Regions from separate parts of the Homo sapiens genome. Here region 1 is linked to region 2. Evidence: read pairs that join two places in POLR2A ChIA-PET (ENCODE). Cell type or tissue: HepG2. All regions are shown on one strand.

Region 1 (8,000 bases), 85 kb after region 2:
CAGTCATGAGCCCCCGCGCCTGGCCAATATGTGTACTTTTAAAAAGTGCTTTGATAGAGGATTCTGATGTAAAATAATGCGTCTAACGTAAATTTTTTAAGGTATCACGTCTTTTTTATTCTGTGCATTTATTTAGAAACTGTTTATGACAAAAGAGTGAGATTACATGTCTAATACAGTTTTTTGGAGAGAGCATCCCTGGCCAATAGGAAAGCTTCAACAACAGAATTTCTGGGGCCTCCCGGGCACATTTTCATCCTGTTCTGGCTTTGTCAGTGATACTCAACTGCAGTGTCAGTGCCCAGTGCAAAGAGACCTTCTTCCAAGGCAAAGGTAGATGTGTGCCTGCAGGTTGGAGACGATCCAGCAAGGGAGGGTGGACTCTGGCCAAGTGCTCACCTTATTTCTGCCTGGAATTGTCAAACTGCAACTTAGCTTGAAAAATATATTTCTTCCATACCCAGAAAAGCCACAAGCGATTGCTTCATGAAAGTCTGTCTCTGTTCATCTGACTTTCCCTGTTTGTGCATCTTTTTGACCGGCTCCGTCCCTTTTGTGTGTGTGTGGTTCTTGGCTTTGTGGCTCTGACGAGTGTGTGTTTATACCTGTGTCTTGCTCCTTTTGCCTTCCGGAGTCTCTCTTTCTGCCAGGCTTATGTCTCTAGCTCAGACCTCTCCTCAGAGCTCCAGACATGCATATGCAGCTTCCCGCTGGACATGTCCACTTGGGGAGATAAAAGCACCCCAAATCATCTTTCCCCAGTGACCCCCCACCTTGCTGAGGGCCAGCCCCATTCACAGGCTACACAGACGTGAGGGTCCTACCGACTCCTTTCTCTGCCACACCCTGCTCACCTAATCCATCACCAGGCTCTGTACAGTTTGCTTACTAGGTGGATCCCAGCTTAAACCACTTCATCCCTTTCCTTCTGTGCACTGCCTCGGCCAGCTGCAAGCCGCCATCATCTCTCACTTTAACTGTGCAAAGGTCTCTCGGAGGACACCCACCATCCACTCTGCTCCTCATCTAATCCAGCCTCTATGCTGACATCAGAGTGACCGTTTCCAAACAGAATCTCATCACTATGGGAAGGAGGCCAAAATCCTTAACCTAGTATACAAGACCCACCTCTCTCGGCTTGCACCGTAGTCCTGCATGCCACCTGGGCTCCAGCCCCGAGGTCTCCTCTGGTTCCTCTCTGTTAATTCCTGCTCATCTTTCAGGGAGATGTTCAGGCGTGGGCTCCTCAGGGAAGCCTGCCACTGCACACACTTCCCATAGCTTTCTGTATGCTTCCTTCATAGCTCTGACCAGGGTTGTCATGGTATACACTGGGGATGTGTGGACTCGAGTGGCCGATGTCTCTGCCCACAGTTGGGTAAGCTTCAAGAGGCCAGGCCTGTGTCAGTTTCCCTTACTGTATTCCCAGCAGCCAACTCCTTGACTGGCATGCAGCTGCTCAGTTAGTATTTACTGAAGGAGAGAAGGGAGGGAAGAAGAAAAAGAGAATTTGATGCTCCTCTTGCTGTATCTACCTTCATGTCTCCATCGTAGTCTTCTCTCTTAGAGAAAAAAAAAAAAAGTATATTGCTTTTTTGGCCCTATGATGAGGTTAGTGTTCTCAACTGGGGGGAAAAAAAAAGCCTCGGGCACCCAATCTAAACTAAATGAAACCCATATCCTTCACCCTCAAACCTACCAGAAGCACAAATTTTAAAATGTCAGACTCCAAGAGAAATGATCATTTAAAAAAAATTAAGTCTGATCAAGAGCTAGTAATCCTTGCACAGTTCTGGGAGGGTGGAAATGCCATCACTGAAAATGACTCATGGTGTCTTTAGGTCTGTGACTGACGCAACCTACACGTGTATTTATCTACTCAACAGATATCGGAGGGCCTCACGTGTGCCTCCTACAAATTCGAATAAAACAGTAGCTTTCAAACTTTTTGTGTTTTACAGCAACTCACAGTAGGAAATACATTTTCTACTGGGATCCAGTGCACAGAGATGCACATAAAAGGCATGAAACAGTGCTTGCCTTTCTCAACAGAAGATGCCTTGATACTTTCTATTTTATTGTTTGTTTTTAGTGCTGGTCATGACCAGCTAAATCAATTTCATGACTCACTATTTGATCACAACCCTTAGTTTAAGAAATCCTGGAATAAAGCGTAATTAGAGTAGCTCCTTCTGAGTAGGCCAAGGATTCCATTGACTTATGCCGGGGTTAGCCCAGGGTGTCAGCCTGCCTGGGGCTGGGATTTTAGGTTGTATACCTCCGGGACCCTGGGGATGGCACATTTAGCATGCCACACGATAGGCACCTGTTGGCCTGCCTTCTTAGAACAGCTCAGTTTTAAATTCTGGTTGAAATAAATCATTTCAAGCAGCCTTGTTGGAGCAGTAGGCAGCCCATCCATCTCATCATCTGAAATAAGTTATTTCAGTTTCTGTGAACTAACCTGATAGGTCATCCATTCTTAACCTGGGGCCTAGGAATAGGCTTCGGGAAATTGTACCTAAAATGTGTGAGTGCACGAGAGTGAAGGGATCCATAGCTGTCATCAGAGTTTTAAACCAGTAAGGAATGAAAAAAAAAGTCTAAGAACGGTTGCCCTGGAGGCTATAAACAGTTTCTGATACTCTTGGAAAATAGTATTGAAAGGGCTGACAGTTTTAGTGTTTGCTGACTCTTCCTCTCGTGGTCTCCCTGATATTATATCCTTCTTCCTTGGTAAACTTGTTCCCATCACACCTTCACCCAGTCAGCCTCGCCCAGGCTAGAAAATGGCAGCTCTTGGCAAGCCCCCCCACCGCTGGCTGGTGCACCTGGGTGAAGACACCGCAGCTCTTGGTAGGGGGGATGGGGGGGCGGGGAGTGCAAAAGGCCAGGACCCAAGTTCAAGTCCTGTGCCATAGAGTCCTACATCCCATCAACAGTGCCCCACTGTGTGGTGTTTCATAAGGGAGCAGCCCCACCTCCAGGAACTTCACTCACAGCTGCTCACAAAAATTACAGTCAACTTTACCACATTTACTAGCTGACTGATTTACAGTCAACTTTACCACATTTACTAGCTGACTGATTTTTTTTTTTTTTTGGTTGATGTAAGCAGTGATCCATTTTAGAAAATGAAAAGTAATGAGGAAACTCAATATATAAAACAGACATAGGTCTAACTGCTGTAGTTCAAGGGGAAGAAAAGCCCCAAGGCTCTCCATAGAGAAGGGGCTGTTGACTAGGCCTTAACTCCGAGGAAATCACAACTTCCTCACTGTGTGATGTTCTTAGAAAAACTCTCTATAAATCCTCTCAGAAAACCCCATGGAATCGCTAGACATCGATCTGCCACAAATGGGAAAATCACATTCCCAGGCCGTAACACTATGGCAGTTAGCAGGGCCGGGGTCACCAGTGTGTGACCTGCTTCCTCACACGGGGCCCCAGATGGACTTCGTGTTCTGCTCTCTCCAGCTTGAAACTCTTCATGTTTTTTTTTTGTTTTTTTTTTGAGACAGAGTCTCACTGTGTCACCCACGCTGGAGTGCAATGGTGCAATCTTGGCTCACTGTAACCTCTGCTTCCCAGGTTCAAGCGATTCTCATGCCTCAGCCTCCCAGCTAGCTGGGATTACAGGTGCCCGCCACCACACCTGGCTAATTTTTGTAATTTTAGTAGGTGGGATTTCACTATGTTGACCAAGCTCGTCTCAAACTCCTGACCTCAGGGGATCCACCCACCTCCGCCTCCCAAAGTGCTGGAATTACAGGCATGAGCCACTGTGCCCGGCCAATTCTTAATGATTTTTAAGCAGCTGCCCCAAATTTTCATTTTGCCACGGGCCCCCGACATTCCATAGCCGGTCCTAACTGGTAGAACTTTGCCTGTTCTTTTGAGTGCCTTTGTTGAGAAAAGTAATTAAGGACCTGCTGACTGGACTGCAGTGACTCAGTGAAGTGCTTGCAGCTTTATGTGAACAACAAGAAACAAAAACAGCACACTGTATTTAGAGCTCCAGACGTCTGTGCGGACCCAAGTCTGCTGGCAGGGGTATTGATGTCGTACTTCGTCATTTCTGAGTGCCATTAGAGCCACCAACCTGTTCTGGGCCTAGGCTGGGTCTGTAAGCGCCCCTGTTCTCGTAAATACTTTATTTGTAGAGTTCCTGCTGCTGGGCTGGCCAGCACTTCCTCATTGTGTGAAATGTGTAGACACAATTGACTTCAGTTCTTGAAAAGTTTTATTTAGCTATGGAATCGTAGTATTTGAGTTGGAAATAACCTTTTATAGCATATCCGACTTGCTGAGGCCCAGAAACTGTGCACATCATATCACTAGGCAAAAGGCCAGGACCCAAGTTCAAGTCCTCTGCCGTAGAGTCCTACATCCTGCCAGCAGTGCCCATCATGTGGTGTTTCATAAGGGGGCAGCATCGCACCCTAGGAACTTCACTCAGAGCTGCTCACAATAATTACAGTCAACATTTGCCACATTTACTAGCTGACTGCATTTTTGTTTTGTTTTGTTTTGTTTTGTTTTGGTTGTTATAAGCAGTGATCCATTTTAGAAAATGAAAAATAATGAGGAAACTCAGTATATAAAACAGACATAGGTCTAACTGCTATAGTTCAAGGGGAAGGAAGAAGAGGTGAGAGAGGGGGCCAGAGGCCTGCCCAGCACCCAAGGAGCTCAGCTTGGAAACCCAGACCTCAGAGCACTCGGTTCTGCAGACACATTGGGGGTGCAGCCAGTGACAGGAGAGTGGGGCGCCAGCAGCATTAGGAACCACCCAGAGACTTCAGGCAAGAGGCTCCTGAGATGTCATTTGCACTGGAAGGCCCTGTTGGCAACAGTGTGGGGGACACATAAGGGGGGTGTCCAGGAAGATGTGACAGCGGCTCCTGCAAGAGGGGACAAGAGCCGGCACAGTGCAGTGGCCTTCAGACACTGGGGAGCAAGACAGGAGAGATCAGAGAGACCATGACCACCTCCTGCTGACCACCTGGATGTGAGGGATGAGGGGGCAGAGGGCATGAAATAAATGGGTTCCCCATGGGGGATGCCACTAGCAAAGAAGAGGCAGCTTGTGAGGAGGAGAGATTGCAGGGAGCTTGATGACCAGAGCTTGGGACCTGCGGAAGGGGAGGGCCCGTGGGACAATTAGGTCCACAAGTGTCCAGGGGGTCAGCTCACCCCAGGGAGATGCCAGGCCCAAGGCTGGAGCTGGACACTACAGAACCCACAGGCACCCTAGAGGACGAGCGGCCCTGTGCCCAGCAGGAAAGGCTGCCAGGCCACTCCACTCCCAGGTGCACCCTCCCTGACCTGAGTGTGTACCGTAGACCAGACCTCGAACTGAAGGGACAGAGGGATTGTGGAATCTCAGATGTATGCCCTAAAATCCCAACCACACACGAGGCAGGAGGAACAGATACTTCGGGGGGATCAGACGTCCGGGTGCAGGGACAGTGTGCCATGAGAATGTTGGGAGACCCTACAGATGATGTCTGGGTGTCAAACGCCCCTTCTGCACACCTGAGAGTCACTTTGCTTCTGTTCCATGTTAGGCAAATCGGGATGGTCAGGACTGTCCCAAGAGAACCAGACTGAGCCACAAGGACCTCTGATGGGGAGTGCTGGACCCTGGGGTTCCCTTGGCCCCCAGATCTCAGATTATGGACCATCAGAGCAGGAATGCCCTAGGGGTCTTCTGACCATCACTCACCTTTTAGAGGCGGAAAGCCAAGCACCATCGTGAATATTACAAGCATGAATGGCAGCCTCATGGAAAGAACCCTCCAGGTGAATCTGAGCATATACAGGGGAACACCTGTTCCTCTTACCTCATATAACAGGCATTAGTGACAGTCACGAGACACTGCAGTATGTATATCTTTTTATTACCAGATGAGATATTATGTGAAAAAACCCTTGAAAAGTACACAGTACGGTGGTACATATTTGCATTTCTTTGCTTGAGGGTTCCCTGAGGAAAGAAACACAGATATATATGGCCTTATATCTTAACAATAATAGTAACGAGGTTGCGTCTTCAGTTTCAACTCAGAAAAATGAAATGTCTCTGAAGTTTTCCAGAGGGTCCTCGTTCTTTTTGAATTTTTTAAAAAATGGGTTCTGCTTGGACTCATCGCAGTTGGCTTCTCAAGGGAACTGGCATCAATCCATGAAGCCGTTGGGTCCTGCTCATAGACACAGCTCTCTGTGCCCAGACGATGTGGACTCTTTGCTACAAGATCCCAGAAACGTATTTACTTTGGAGAAGCATGCCAATTGGGAATACAACTTTCTCACCATGTATACATGTAGTCAGAAGGTTTTGAAGAGCCTGAGAATTGCTAGCTTTCTGTGCATAACATGCCCATGAGACAACTCTATTCTGAAATCTTTTATTTTGAGGATAAATTGACTGAGGGTTCAAAAGATCTTAAATAACTGGACATGAAAGAACATAAGAGTCACGAGGGTGGGGGAGCTGGAAAAGGCGGTGGGCAGACATCAGAAGCTGGTTCTAGACACTGGCAATTCCATTTCTCTCCAAGCTGCTTTCCTCGCCTGTCCTCTGGGAATCTGTACCACCTCTGTCACAGGGTAGAGATCGAGTGAGTGAAATACAGAATGTGAATGAATATCGAAAACCAGAAAGCATTACAAATGCGTCAGCCATTCCGAGCTAAGATGGCACTATTGATTTCAAGACCCGTAATTTCTAGAGAGTCATTGAGAAGTTTCTGAGGGGTGTTGGATGATAGCACGAGTTTGTTTTTCAATTTTGCAAGATAATTTGTTTTATTCCATGGAGAATTAAGGAGAACTAGGCATCGTTTCTGGCCCTGCAAACCCAAAGATGGCGTAAGGTCAACGCTGAGGGGCTTGGGTGGGACAGGAGTGGCGTGGACTTACTGAGGACTAAGCACTGCTCACGTGGAGCTTATCTCAGAGTTTCACAAACGACAGGTGGAGAATGACCGAAGACCACCAACACACGAAGACCGTTTTTGAGGCTATACAAATTTGAACTCACATGACTGATTTTTTTTTTTTGAGACCTAATCTCACTCTGTCACCCAGGCTGCAGTGCAATGGTGCTATCTTGGCTCACTGCAACCTCCGCCTCCTGGGTTCAAGTGATTTTTGTGCCTTGGCCTCTTGAGTAGCTGGAATTACAGGTGCCTGCCACCACACCCAGCTAATTTTTGTATTTTTAATACAGACGGGGTTTCACCATGTTGGCCAGGGTGGTCTCGAACTCCTGACCTCAAATGATCCACCCACCTCGGCCTCCCAAAGTGCTGGGATTACAGGCATGAGCCCCCGCGCCCGGCCACATGACGGATTTTACCATGGTGACGCAGAGCCCTGATTCAGCTCCTAGATTCTAGGAAGCTCAGAGACCTCTCCAGTGGGCTCTTATTCCAATTCTTAGCAAATAGGAGAGTGCTGGGTGGGGGAACTCAATCCTTCCCATCTAGTTAAAATTTCTCATTTCATATGATGACCCTCCACACACTATATTTGGGGAATTGTGGGATTTCCTTTCAGATCCTAACTGGCCAATTCACTTTTTAAATTATCCTCATTTCTACTCACTTGTTTACATCTCCTTTTAAGAATTATTTACATTACAAATGAAACCATCTTTTTTCACCTTCTTCCTCACTCGCTCAAGGCCTTTCTTTATCTTCTCAATGGCTTCATAATCATCTTTGTTTCTACCCAGCAGAGCTTACTCAGGGTGTCACTTGCTTCAGAATGCCGGCCTCTGCAGTGCACACTTGTCCTCCTCCTTGAATCACAAAATTCACCCAATTTTGGAAAGCAGGGTTAAAAAACAGGATTTATGGGGAGGCCGAGGCAGGTGGATCACTTGAGATCAGGAGTTCGAGACCAGCCTGGCCAACATGGTGAAACGCCGTCTCTACTAAAAATTAAAAAAAAAAAAAATCATAGCCGGGCATGGTGTTGCATGCCTGTAATTC
Region 2 (8,000 bases):
CATGGCCCTACGTCTGTGCTAGTCTCAGGGTGGCCTCTGTGCTCCTGCCTACTTCAGCGACTGTGGGAACCCATCTTCTCTGAATGGACTGACACACGTGCGCCAGGGCTCGGCTGAGAAGGCTGAAGGGCAGTGTGGACAGCCAGATTATTCACCAACCGCTGGACCAGGGACCTGGGTAGATGTTAATTTTTATTTGCTGGCTCATAGAGAGAGGTTCTAGGGATGTGGGGAGAGGGGCCGGGGCAGTGGATGGTGGCCGGGAGCACTGAAGGACTTGGGGCAGCATCTTTAGCAGCTGGCCTCAGAGTGTGCTTCTGAATAGGTACTTGATTACGTACCTCCCCTCCTAAGAGTAGTAGTTTATAATACTGTTGGGGTCCAGGACCCCTTTGAGAATCTATGGATCCTCCCACACAATGTGAAACCATGGCCGTAGGTAAGGCCAACGTTCTCTTCTATCGCTGCAAGCTGGTGACCCTCAGCTGAGCCACCCTGCAACTGGGTGCCTGAAAGCAGATTACACCAGCCGGGGGGCCATGGCTGCATCAGTGCCCCCATCTCCTACCAGACTTGGGCACCTCCCATCGACTCCAGGAGCTCCCCAGCTCCTGTTTCTACTCTGAAGGAGAGGCTGCATTCTCAGCTCATGTGGCGAACAGGAATAGTTGATATTCCTTTGCTCAACTGACCTGTTTTCCTATTTTCCCACCCAGATTTTCCATTCAAAAATCTCTTCAAAAAAGTGCTTTGCAGAGCTTGCTCTTATAGTCAGACAATATTGAAGTCCTTTCATCTTGCACCATGCAGCCTCAGAGTCTCCACCCAGGGGAGAGTAAGAGTCAAAACCTCAACTGATGGAAACTTCTGGTAGAAAAAGCCTTCCAGAACTGCCCAGAGTAAGCACTACAGTCACGAGGTTTTGCCACAGAGCGTATAGGCTCAGCTAGAGCATTTTCAAGCTGTTTTTCTGTGGCCTTGCTTGGTGGACCTCTGCTTTTTGACCTCAAGTTTCACAAGTGCTTTAAACATGAAGCAGTGTTTTCTTGGCAGCCATGTAACGGTCTCTCAGGAAGTTGTTTCTGGAAATGGAAAGACTGTTCTCAGAACTTGACAGTTCTTTAGGGCTCCAGTTATTCTGAATGTTGAAGCCAACTGGACAATGTATGACGCAAGCCTAAGAGGGATAGGGATGTAGCTGTAGGAGGGGCTTTCTGATCCTTCTCTCTCTCCATTGTATCACTCTGCAGTTTCCCTGTTGATTCTCCAACTTTGCCATCTGCTTGGCAAAATTCAAGAAAGGTGGCACTTATTTAATTGATTGTAGCTTTCATGGCAGTCACACCTTCCAAGCCTTCCATCAGGCCAGCCAGGCATGATTTCCTTTGTTTCAGTCCCTCTTGGTGTTCTCTAATTAAATATGCTTTTTCCAGATGTTTCTCCACCGTATTCTTTAAGGTTGTTTCCACCATTTTTCCCTAGATCTAATGTCCATTATTTTGCCTTTTGCCCTTCTCTTTTTAGTAATCAGTTAATAATCGTGTTTGCCATGGGGAAGTCCTCAGGAATACTTCTGTTGTATTTCAAAATGAGCTGAACAGTTTTTTTGTTGTTGTTGTTTTTTAATCTCAGAAGTGTGTGGCTTAAAAGAAAAGTAAAGAAATGATATGAAAGTTTAACCATAGATGAATATACTTGGAAAAGCACAAGTAGATGAAGACTGGGGATGGGAGTGGGCATTAATCAATTAATTTAAAAAGCACGATAGGGTGGGCGCAGTGGCTCACACCTGTAATCCCAGCACTTTGGGAGGCTGAGGCGGGCAGATCACGAGGTCAGGAGATCGAGACCATCCTGGCTAACATGGTGAAACCCTGTCTCTACTAAAAATACAAAGAAATTAGCCAGGCGTGGTGGCAGGTGCCTGTAGTCCCAGCTACTCGGGAGGTTGAGGCAGGAGAATGGCAAAAACCCGGGAGGCGGAGCTTGTAGTGAGCCGAGGTCGCACCACTGCACTCCAGACTGGGCGACAGAGCAAGACTTCATCTCAAAAAAATAAAATAAAATAAAATAAAATAATTAAAAAGCACAATTAGATGAAGACTGGGGGTGAGAGTGGGCATTAATTAATTAATTAAAAAAGCACAATTAGATGAAGACTGGGGGTGGGAGTGGGCATTAATTAATTAATTTAAAAAGCACAATTAGATGAAGACTGGGGGTGGGAGTGGGCATTAATTAATTAATTATAAAAGCATAATTAGATGAAGACTGGGGGTGGGAGTGGGCATTAATTCCTCAACAGCACATGGTATTTTTCAGGTTTCTCCCAATGAGTTCAAAGAGTTTCATTGAAAGTATATCCTTGTAGTTGCTAGTGTCTAGGAGACACACTCAGACTTCCAGTTTTACTCAGCACCTACCACCTGTACTCTTCTGAGGTTCTTTGCCATTCCTGCTGGTCAGGAGTGGATACTGGAGCAATAGATACAGTTCCACACTGACACTGCAGAAGTGGAGATCTCTGGAGTCTCTGCAACCCCACCCTCTCTTCACAGGGAGCAAGTTACTTCTTGAGTATAACCTGGGAATTTTAGAAAGTTTATCTTTTTTCATAAATGAAAGTTTATGTTTTAGCATTGTACTGGTCAGAATCCTCCAGTATTTAAGCAAAACTAACCAGTACGGTCTTTGTTTAGTATACATGTATTTTGCAATAACAGGAGCAGTCATCACCATTTAGTGTCAAGCTTGATTGACAGGGCCCCTGGGAATCTGTGGTTTCTGTTGTGTAGAAACCACAGAGCTTGTTATTCTTCAACTGGAATTGGGAAGCGGAGCCCAAGAGAAATGTTCTTGACCTTCAGTCACTAAGGCGTTACTACCAGACTGCTGGCAATCCATCAATGAGCGACTTTGTCACCCAAGACTCCGAGCTTGTCTTCTCCCCAGACTGGACAAGGCACCTTCACGCAGAATAGTTTCAGGTTTCACTGTGTTCTTAATTACATTTAATGAGGATCATTGAGATCCTTATAAAAAGGTGAAAACAGGTACAGCTGTTATTGTATTCCACTAAGAAAATGTGTAGAGTGCAAAACAGAAGTGTAGGCCTCATTGTGGTACAATTGAGAGACCATGCCTTGGGCCCATGGGCTTTGATGGCGGCCACATCTGATTGACTTCTGGTTATGAAACTTATTAGCTAAACCAGGCTCAAAGTAATGAACCTCTTATAAGTCTTATCAGTCAAATTAATGAACCTTAGTTTCCTCATCTGTGAGATGGTCTCAGTAATACCAATGTCATAGACAATTAGCTGTGTACATTTCTGTAGACATTATATGAAATGTTATATGTGAAACTGCCTGCAATATAGGTACTCAATCAAAAAAATGTGAATTTTCATTTGCTCCCTGCAGTCTTACTATCTGGCTGCCTGTTACTTTGAAAACCATGTGTATGAAACAGTAACAGGCTACCTAAAAAGAAAAAAAGAAAAAAGAAAATGATGTGGGACCACATCTGTGTGTCTAGCAGGCATGGACCTTCCCTCTGGATCTGTTTGTTCTGACCTTGTCTTCTAATTGAGCTGGATAATTACATGGTAGGAACTCTCCCCAACATCAGGGCCGAGAAATGCTGTCACCATGTTTTAATGCAAAGGCACTTTGCCAAGGATAATAGTCGATACCACGGGCATTGTTTTAGGTGAGATAAAGGAATCATCTGTGAATGAATGCTGTGTCCCTTTAGAGAAGGAAAAAATGAATCGGCAGCCCCAACAGCAACCCAATATCCAAAGACTTTCAGTGAATTTCATTTTGTTCATTTTTCTACCAAATATGCACTTTTGAAGCTGTCTTTGCCTGATAGTCTCCAACTTGGTGTCACAGGGCTCGTGGGCTTTAAGCTGTTAACCTTGTTTTATTTCTCCCCTTTTTGGAAATAGAACCATTTTCTCCTGAAATACCTTTGTAGCCTTTTTTCTTTTCTACTCAAAAGCACCTTATTTCCATTTTGCATAATTATTATGTACTATTTTTCAAATTATGATGTCTCTGCTATTGGAAACAACATTGTTTAGTGAGTTTGTGGGTGAAATAGCTTAGCCTTCTGCACTCACATGTGTCTCTGTCTGAACGACTGGATATTTCTAACCTGTATTGGTCCTATATTATCTAATTCCTTGAGGTTTATGATGACGGATATGTTAAAAAAAAAATCTTCAATTCCTCTTTATTCTTAGGGAAACATTGTAAAGCAAAATTTACTTAGAAATTCTTCCTACTTTGCAAAAGAAAGAAGGTGGCCCTTTTTCTCCCCCAGGAGAGAGATCGTTAGCTCAGAGGAGCGCTGTCAGCAGAGGCTGGAGCACACGGAAGTGGGGTCTGCTCAGGTCCCTCTCGGTGTTCATTGCTTCACCTGCATGACGACCTTTGCACCCATCGCTTTGCAGTTCGCCACCAAACGTGGACCCAGATGTCCCGGGTCTGCTCTGATGATTCCACAACATTCAATTCAGCAAATATTTGTCGAGTGCCTATCATGTAGCAGTGTGTGAGGCACTGGGGATGCCACAGTGACTAAACAGCCTACAACGCCCCTGCCCCCCCCGGACATGCCGTTCCAGAGTCCAGTCCAGGGAGGATTACACTGTGCTTCCGCCAGTCACTCGGTGCACCGTCCGAAGGAGGCCTGGAAACATTAGGGTCAGGGAGGGTCTGGGGCTCCCTGTCCTTGCCAACACCCTTCCTCTCTGCAGGTCTCACTCCTGCCTCTGACACCCCCTCCAGAAAGGCTTCACCAACACCCCCCGCTCCGGCCCACTGAGTTGGTTCCCTCCACCGTTCCTCAACACCTGTGTCTCCACACTTGCTCTTTTGTTTGTAGTGTGCTGATTTGCCCCACCCCCCAACCCCCACACTGGAATGTGAGCTGCCAGGAAGCGAGGGTCTTGTCTTGATCTTCCTGCTTTCCTAGCACATGGTGCAGCTTGCTGGCAGGTAGTGTGTATTCAGTGGCTGTGTGCCGAGTGCCTGAATGAAGGCGTGAAGGAGACTCAGTCATCTCCTGCATCCACGGTACTCGTAGACTTGTTCTCCAGCTCTGGAAAAACTTTCCAAGACTCAAATGTGCCTTTTCCCCAAAGGCCTTGAGTTACTGCATCTTCGTAACGCCGAAGACACTTTTCCGTAGCGGTAACATCTGGACTTTGTGCAGTGTGACTGTCCCAGAGGGCCTGGCCTCGTTCTGCGGGATGGGCGTGGGGGTGCCAGCTCCCTGGCAGAGGCCCCAGTCCTGGGTAAAGCTGTGCTCACTGCCTGCCCACCCTGGGTGAGCAATTGAAGCCCTAGTGTGGGGCCCCTGGCCATGGAAGCACTGGGGAAGGAGCCGCTGGGGGAGGAGGAGCAGGCACAGCAGGCGTCTCCTGGTGGCACCAGCAGCCACACCCCTGGGCCACCTCCCAGCAGGCAGCCTGATGGCCCCAGGGCCTTGGGATGGGAGGAGAGCCTCAGTGGTGTTCAGTGTGCAATCTGAAACAAGGCAGGGCATTTTCCTTCCAACAAGGTTTTCTTGAACATGTAATGATTAAACTAATTCATATTTTGTTGAAAATGTCTCTGTTGAGCAATTCATTGCCAAACAGTGCTCACTGATGAGCTATCCAGCGTTTGGGTTCAATTCCATGAACATTGCCGGTGTTGAGGAGATTTAATTTGTATAGCATTTGATTCTTTCTCATTCCTGAACGCCTCCTTTCCCATCTTGCCATCCCTAGACCACCCGCAACCCAAGGAAAGAAAAAGGGAATCTAGCAGGCCTCTGAGATTCCGGATCTCCAGGGGGCTTGCTGGAACTGAGGGGAGTTGGGCCCTATATGTGTGGCCTTGTCCTGTACTTTAAATAAATACCCAGTTTAAGACAGAAATCTGCAAGGATGACAGAAGAACTTTCTCTAGTCACATTCCTCCAAGAAGTTGGGTACAGACCAGAGCTGAGATAGGAGATAACCTGGGTTTTGCCTTCTCAAATGTATGATCCTCCATACCCCAAAACAATTAGACTAATTAAGGTATTGTAAGACAACTTGCAAAAATCAAGAGCTTCAGCCCGCTGAGGTTTCAATCCAACAGAGAATATACATTATCGTCAAGCATCTTCTTTATGGATAGTTGAGTTTTTAAAAGCACAGGCAGATTTTAATATTTCGGCAATTATCTTCTTTTTTAGTTCAACAAGTACTTATGCATTTATTTTTAATAACATATTTCTCTACTACAAAAATAAGCCATGCTTTAATTAAGAAAATTTGGAAACCACCAAAACGCACATATGCAGAAAATCACCCAGGGATAATGAGATAATGGGGCACATTCTTCTAGTTACAAATATAGATGTGTTTGAAACACAAATAGGATTGTCTCCGCTGTACTTTGTATCCTGTGTTTTTTTAGATGTCTCTTCATTTCATCTAACAAATAGTTATTGTAAGGTCAACTATGTGCTAGACTGAATTCTAGGCACTGGAGGTTACATCAGTGAACCAAGCAGATACACGTCCTCATTGCATTGAGCTTTTTTCTAGTGGGGTCAGACAGTAAGCAAGGAAGTATATATATTAACAGTGTGCCAAGTGGGGATAAGTGCTATGGGAAGAGTAAAAGCTGGAAGGGGTTGGGGTTGGTGGAGACGGGATGGCTGGTCATAGGAGGGCTGCAGTTTGGAGATTGTGTGCAGCACAGTCAGGGAAGGCTCTACAGAGATGGTGATATTTGAGCAAAGGCTGGGAGGAGCTCTATGGCTCCCTGTAGGGAGGGAGTTCCAGGCAGGGGGAAGGCACAGGCAAAAGCCCAGAGGAGAGGCAGGCCTGGCTTGTTCCAGAGCTGCAGGGGTCGGCAGGAGGGAGGAAGATGAGGTCAAAGAGGTCACAGGAGCCAGATGGCTTTGTAGCCTCGGCAAGTACCTGGCTTTAGTTCTGAGCAGAGGAGGGACGTGCTCTGGCTTGAGCTGGTGCATTGGGCACGGAGTGCAGCCTAGGGGGAAGCAGAAGAGCCGGGCCATGCTTTGATGGGCTCAGGAGGCTGCAACGTGGAAAGCCCTCAAGCAGACACCTCTGCCTCAGGCTCTAAATGTGGAGATGTTTTAGGAATACTGTGGCCAATTTAGTTCACTTGCATTTTTTAAAATGTATGCACAATAATGATATATGATTTTTAAATTGGTGTCTAATTAAGTCTATAATAACTCTTTCAATAAGTATGAAATAAAGATCCCTTGTGGTTAGGGAATATTATCTGATTTGGCACATTTCCCCTTAATGATACATCTTAAAATGTGGGGTACCTTAGATTGGATGAAACAAGAATTATGAATAGAGCTATGACTTTCCTATACAGAGTTTCCAGAAGGGAGGCAGAATGGACACCCTTCAAATATAAGCCAGGGTCAGAGGCAGCTAAACCTTAGAATGCTGTTTAGTGCCAGGACAAATCCCAAATCACTACCCTGGACGCTTGGTATGTGCAGGTCTTCCCAGCACACACACCAGCAGCTCTAGGAAGAGCTTTCTCGGAAGGGCCCTGGCTTGCCCTGACGATGCCTTACGGTTCCAGGATGCACAGAAAGCAAAATGGAGTTACTTTGGCCAATTAGCTCAGCAGCCACACATGGTCTGAAAATGACAAAACATTCACCTGAACCAGGACTCGAATGGGAAATCTGGGGCATGTGGTTGCCATGCCTAAGTAATGTCTGGACATTAAAGAGCAACTTTTGGGGCAAAACAGTGTTGGCTTTCCCTCCCATGATTCACATGCTACCCAGAAGCCTCTGGCTTCCTGGAATTCTATTTCATTTCATTTCATTTCATTTCATTTCATTTCATTTCATTTCATTTCATTTCATTTCATTTCATGTTTTTGAGACAGGGTCTGGCTCTGTTGCCCAGGCTGGAGTGCGGTGGCATGATCTTGGCTCACTGCAGCCTCAGCCTCCCA

Evidence for each region. Peaks named below come from ENCODE experiments on the same cell type or tissue, not always from the same donor. Only the 100,000 strongest peaks of a DNase experiment are listed, where the experiment ranks them.
Region 1: POLR2A ChIA-PET joins it to region 2 with 23 read pairs; 5 of 35 experiments call an interaction of 5 or more read pairs at or near these places.

The regions. Positions count from the first base shown.
Region 1 is chr6:157,611,275-157,619,274 of GRCh38, forward strand. The region is part of intron 3 of ZDHHC14 (zDHHC palmitoyltransferase 14); the gene reads left to right. Among named protein-coding and RNA genes, the nearest start is that of MIR3692, 86 kb to the left of the region's middle. RefSeq lists enhancers at 4,755-5,256, 5,257-5,756. In HepG2, CTCF peaks have their summits at 2,979 and 4,423; DNase peaks (open chromatin) are centred at 1,847, 2,087, 2,947 and 3,457.
Region 2 is chr6:157,526,683-157,534,682 of GRCh38, forward strand. The region is part of intron 1 of ZDHHC14 (zDHHC palmitoyltransferase 14); the gene reads left to right. It overlaps MIR3692 (microRNA 3692), which reads left to right and starts at 2,450; the gene lies at 2,450-2,518. RefSeq lists enhancers at 4,067-4,972, 4,973-5,877, 6,444-6,944, 6,945-7,445. In HepG2, no CTCF peak of the experiment used is centred here; DNase peaks (open chromatin) are centred at 2,779, 4,529, 4,919 and 6,509; H3K4me3 peaks cover 1,123 bases.